Linked DNA regions of Mus musculus: region 1 is linked to region 2. A link is a contact called in ENCODE Hi-C or POLR2A ChIA-PET data. All regions are on one chromosome and are shown on one strand. The core of a region is the stretch at or near the end of the contact, and the rest is flanking DNA. Distances in the headings are between cores, read along the strand shown.

What was found. Hi-C counts contacts between places; a loop is a spot of excess contacts on that map. ChIA-PET counts read pairs that join two places held with the same protein, here RNA polymerase II (POLR2A).
Region 1: a map of left cerebral cortex shows a loop between it and region 2 (4-fold over the local background). The contact joins the promoter of Zfp617 here to the promoter of Zfp709 in region 2. A Hi-C loop is called at or near these places in 2 of 37 maps with a recorded cell type or tissue (heart and left cerebral cortex). POLR2A ChIA-PET finds 5 or more read pairs at or near these places in 4 of 5 experiments (Patski and embryonic stem cell).

Annotation. Positions count from the first base shown.
Region 1 is chr8:71,921,362-71,924,524 of GRCm38, reverse strand. Zfp617 (zinc finger protein 617) reads right to left here and starts at 1,700. Exons shown (of 4, transcript NM_133358.3): 1 at 1,553-1,700. The coding sequence starts at 1,555.
Region 2 is chr8:71,880,474-71,883,339 of GRCm38, reverse strand. Zfp709 (zinc finger protein 709) reads right to left here and starts at 1,272. Exons shown (of 4, transcript NM_145624.4): 1 at 1,132-1,272. The coding sequence starts at 1,134. Gm5373 reads left to right here and starts at 2,821. Exons shown (of 13, transcript XM_017313040.2): 1 at 2,821-2,866.

The DNA.
Region 1 (3,163 bases), core at 451-2,950, 41 kb before region 2:
GAAAAGAGGGAGGGAGGGAGCGAGCCCTATGATTTATACAATTTTAATGTAAAATTCTTTATTTGAAAGGAGGAAAGAAGTAATTAAATGTCTTGACAAATTGAAAAATATCAATTAATGGGGTGCAAAGACAATAAAATAGAAGGAAAATATCTGCAATACAAGAATCGAGAAAGATGAGTGTGCTCAGTATAAACTAAACCATCACATCAGTAAAGATGGAAAAATTACTAAAACATTTAAACCACATGTAAAGAAAGACATAGCCACTTGATAATTAATAGTCAAATAAATACTAAGTGGATCCCACTATATACCATGAGGACAAAGTTCAGTCAATTAAATAATATTAAGTGCTGATCACAGAAAAGTTACTCAGGAATAAAATTTGATATAGAGTTGAGACTGTAGCTCAGTTGGTATACGGTAGATACTTGTCTAGAATGCATGAGGCCCTGGGTTTAAATTTCAGAGCTGCAAAACCAGGAGCTAGTGATGTGCTCATAGAATCCCAGCACTTGGAAGGTAGTCATAAGACTATCAGAAACTCAAAGTCAAGCTTGGCTGTAAACTAAGTTTATCAACAGCCTAGGATATGTAAGATCTAGTCTCAAACAAAACAAAAACAAACAAACAACAAAGCAAAACAACAAAAAAAATCCAAAACAAAGAAACCGATACGTTTGCAATTCACTATGATTTGAACTTGACCACGACTTAAAGTCCAGTCGTTTCCAAAAAAACTTTTATTACTGGAAAAAGGAGCAGAGGTAAGAGCAGTATTTAACCCAAGAGTAAAAGATAAACTTGAAAACCCTCAAGTACCATACTCACAGAGATGACGAAAATTGAAAAGTTCTTCCTCCGACCTTAAGTCAGAAGGGATAAAGATAGTCTCGTCATACTCTATAAAGGGATAATCTACCAAGAGGATATTACAATCCTAAATGCGGGAGCCGCATGTACCCATGGAAAAGAACTGTGACTGTCCCCTGAGAAGTTCCCTCACATCTCGGTATGTCTCAGTTTTCCCAGGTTCACTTCCATTAATCTCTGCGCTTAAGATCTATATTAGACATGTTTCTCGGGCCTGGAGAGATAACTCGGTGTGTAAGAGTGCTCGCTGAGCAAGGGTGAGAACCCGAGTTCAAATAAAAAACACCCAAGTAAATGCCAGGCATGGGGACAGAGCCCGGAGGATCGCTGGAGCTTGCTAGCAGGCAGCCTAGCCACAGGTTCAGTAAGAAACCCTGTCTCACAGGAATAAGGCGGGCCGTGACAAAGCAGGACACCGGGTGACCTCCCCTGGCCTCCGTGCATGGCGGGGCGTAAATTCTCACTCGCAAGAATTGTCTCCTAAACTTCCAGCTCGGCTCCACATCATCCAGCCTCGGAATCCCGCTTTCGACTGACTTTCCCTAAGGGGAAAAGCAGCTTTTCTGGAGCCGCAGGCGACAGTGCGCAGCCGCCCTTCGTCCCCCGGCGCAGCACCGGGATCCCGCCGCCCGGGACCAAGGGCGCCGCGCACAGCCCCGCCACTCGCCTGGCTCACCATGTCTGTGCCCAGGCCTGCCGCGGCTCCACAGAGGCTCCGGAACAGGCACTCACACGGCCGCGGAGGCTCAGCAACTTGGACTTCCTCAGCTGAGAGCTGTGAGGAGGGAAGCGCCAGCAAGAAAGATGGCGGGTGAGGAACTTCCGCTCCTCCCGCCGGCGCTGCTGATTGGCCAGCTCACACACTGGTGTCTGTACCGGGAGTTTCCGGCGGACCTCCCGACCTTTCCTAGGGTATGGCGTCATACAGCCAAGGACGCTAAACCGTCCGGGACTCCCACAGTTGGTTACTGAGAACCGCCCGGAAGGGAGATGGCGGACAAGGCGCTGCCTCTCGGCACCCTACCTGCCGCTCCTTTGGCCCTTATTGCTGGGCCCACAGATCCAGTCTCCGAAGCCTAAGTGACAGAATAAATTTATTCTCCCTCTTACTGACACAACCACTCCCTCTCCTGTCAACAACACTAATGAGATTCATTGGGACACACAAAGACATAAAAGATGAAAGAATTCGAGAGGGACAAGAGCAGGTAAAGGTCTGTGTGTGTATGAATATAAACAAGATACATGAATGAAAATGTTATATTGAAACTTTTCGTGTAATTAATACACGCTAATGACAACATTAAAAAAACTGTACTTTCCAGCAATTAAAAAAAAGCTTCAGCAGCTCTTCCACAAAGGACATTCTTTTTAGAAATGAGGTTTATTATAAAGTGCCTCAAGCCATGCTCAGCCCTGTAGGTGGAAGTGACATTAGACAGAAACAGTACAATTTATGCAGCTCTAAAAATAGGGCCTTAAGCCGGGTGTGGTGGTGCACACCTTTAGTCCCAGAACTCGGGGGGGGGGGGCAGAGGCAGGCGGATTTCTAAGTTCGAGGCCAGCCTGGTCTACAAAGTGAGTTCCAGGACAGCCAGGGCTATACAGAGAAACCCCGTCTCGAAAAAACCAACAACAACAACAACAACAAAAAACCAACCAACCAACCAACCAACCAACAAAAAAGGCCTTAAAAGAAGGGGCAGGGGGCCAGGCGTGGTGGTGCACGCCTTTAATTCCAGCACTTGGGAGGCAGAGGCAGGCAGATTTCTGAGTTCGAGGCCAGACTGGTCTACAAAGTGAGTTCCAGGACAGCCAGAGCTATACAGGGAAACCTTGTCTCGAGAAAAAAAAAAAAAAAAAAAAAGAAGGGGCAGGCTTCCATTCGAAGCCTGGCAGGCGGGTCTGGGAGGAGGTGATGTGGGGAAGGAGGTAGAGGAGATGAGGGGCAGGCAGAGGTGGACAGACTAACCTTGAGAAGGGGAGGGGAGAGCAGAAGAGCCTGAGATACAGCTTTCATTGTCTGGACCAAATCCCAGAGCTATCTATCTTCCTAAGGTGTCTCAGACTACTCCCCAGAACAAATAAAAAGGTCTGATTTTTTAAAAAATTACCTTTTAGGGGGCAGGAACTTTCATATCACTTGATATGTTTCAGCATAGTGTACCTGAACGGGAGCAAGGACGAGCCAGGTACTATTGAGAACTGTCACAGCACAACACACTGCTTAACTCTGTCCAAGTGAGGGCTGCATAAAAGTTACGAGATTGGGCCTAAAGGAGCAGGC
Region 2 (2,866 bases), core at 23-2,522:
TTGGGACATAAAACAAAGCTTAACAAATTCTGAAAGGCTGAAATAACTTATGGGTCTTACCTGTCCACTGTGCAATGGAACTTAAAAATAACTGCAAACAAGTCTCTAGTAAGCATGCAAACTCACAGAAATTAAACAACTTAGTACTGAATGATGAATGGGCTAAAGAGGAAATAAAGAAAGAAACCAAAATTCCTGGAACAATATCAAAATGAAAAAAACAACAAAACCTTCAGGAACACATAAAAACAGAGTCCTATATGAAAGGAGTCTATAGCTTTAAGCGCATACATTAGAAAACCAGGAAGCCTGATTCCCTCACAGTTCACAAAGGAACCCAAAGACAGGCCAAACTGTCCATAAGCTTAGAGACCATCTTAGTACATAGGCACAGCTCATAAAATATATTACTACAGAAACTGAGTAGAGGAACTCTTAGTGGACAAGACATTTCACTTGGGGATCTCCACATACCTTATTTTCCTTCTTTCCATTTCCCCTTTGATACATAGCACCGACTACAGGCCATCTCTAACTAACTCAACTAACTAAAGGCCCACTTTTGCTTCAAAACAATAACCTCATCAGTAAAAACAAAATCCTTACCAAGCAATGTTTCCTTAAGTTTCTCTCCTTTTTTTCCAGTACCCCGGAGATGCTAGCACATCTTATATTTGGGGCTTCCCCTCTATTGCAATTCTCCTTTGAAATAGAATTTGCCCTTCATTCCACTTTAGATCAATGCCCACATCATTTCTAGGACAAAACATTTGTTATTTCTCTCGCCCCAACTACTTGTGTAGTTTTAATGAGTTTGTCAAACGGTAAATATCTAAACATTTAGGGACGTTTAGGCCTAAGAAGTACTGGGATGGGGTGGGGAAAGCAAATTCATGGATTTTTGATGTTGTTTCTAAAGACCATCAGAGGTTCTCAGGAACGTGAGTAGTAGTGGATCCCTGGCCCAGAGCCTGGAGCCCCTCGGCTCTCTGCACCGCGCACTCAGGAGTCCCAGGTGCAGACCTGCAGAGGCGAAGGTGAAGAAGACGCCGGGGTCCCGCCACCCTAGGAGCAGGGGGTCGAGGGCTTCCCAGCAGGCCTGCCTATCCGCCTCGCTCACCCAGGGCTCACCATGTCTGCTCCCAGGGCCTCCAGCGGCCCCGCGGCGGTTCCTGGGCTCGCCCGTCTCCGGGCCACGGAGGATCGATCAGTCACCTCGGGTTCTCAGCTGACCGGACAGCACCGCGCCGGAAGGGAGCGGGCGGCAGAGGCACTTCCGCCTTGTCCGCAGGAGCTTCTGAAGGGTCAGCAGACGCACGCGCTGTCCCGCGCATCCTTGCGGCTCTCAAAACTGTTCCTGCTAAAGTGTCACATGGCTAGGGAGGTTCTCTTGAGCTCGTACAGCTCTGCGGGTGTGACAGCACCCGAAAATGAGAGGGCAGGGGAGGGACTTCCGCTACGCCCGCCGGTCCCCAGGTTCTGACAGCTCTCGGTCCACCCAAGGCCTTCACCAAGGCTCCCGGGGTTGGCGACCCCTACTACCTCAGCTGCCACGACAATGCAATCCTGCGACAATCCTGGCTCACGGAAAAAGGATGGTGGAAGAGGAACTTCCGCTCTGCTCTCCGACTGTCTTCATTGGACAGTTCATACCGCTTTCTGCCTTTTGATGAGTGTTCAGCTAGTGAGGAACAGAATAAGCGAGTCCCTACCGGACTGAGGAGAACCAAAACGACATATTCCAACCATAACCCTTTCTAGCTAGGTTTCTTTTCTTGTTGAAGACCAGCCCAGATTGGTAGATAAATTCCATTAAAGCAGAAATCTCCTGGCTTTCCTGAGAGAGAATCCGTTTCTACCTGTCCTCTATAGATCTTTCTGGTTGCCGATTTCTGGAGAAATGTCTCACAGAGTGTCTCACAGAGACAGCCCTTTACCTCAGAGAACAAATGTATTTTCCGGAGAAGCAGAAAGTGTCTACCACCTGCTCGAGACCTCCATTCAGGCAAAGCCAGGACACACACACACACACACACACACACACACACACACACACACACACGTTGCTGCAGAAAATTTTTAGGCTGAATCAGTATGAAGCAAGACTAAAGTTTAAAACGATTTTTAGTATAAATTAAACAGTAGCATTACGAAAGGTGTAATGGGCCTGGAGAGATGGTTCAGCGATTAAGAGCACTGGCTGATCTTCCAGAGAGCCTGGATTCATTTCCCAGCTCACACAGAATGTATCAAGCCCGGTTCCAGGAGCTCTTAACATCTACCTTCTTACCTCTGCTAGAGAAGGCAGGTATGTGGTACACAGACATATATGCAGGCAAAATACTCCTAAGTATAATATAAGAAATGTGGCTTCCTATATTAGGGTTCTCTAGACTCACAGAACTTATGGATTGTCTCTATATTTTAAGGGAATTTATTGTAATGTCTTACAGTTGGTAGTCTAACTAACCCAACAATGGGCAGCTGGGAATGGGAAGTCCAAGGCTCTATTAGTTGCTCAGTCTCACGAGGCTGGCTGTGTCAGCTGGTCTTCTGTATAGGCTGGGATCCTGAAGAAGTAGGTTGCAACAGATGGCAAGTAAGTGTAAGCGGGCAAAGAGCCTTCTTTCAATTTCTTTTTGTAGGACTCCAGCAGGAGGTATGGCCCAGATTAAACGTGTGTACTACCATGCCTAGATTTGGAACTTGCTTTGTTCCAGGCTGGCCTTGAACTCAGAGATCTGCTTGCCTCAGTTTTCTGGGACTAAAGGTATGTATTACCTTGCCTGGGCCTAAGATTTTCACAGCCACTGTGGCTCAAGATCTCCATGTCAAGATCTGGGTCAGAAGCTTGAGTCTTCAGCCT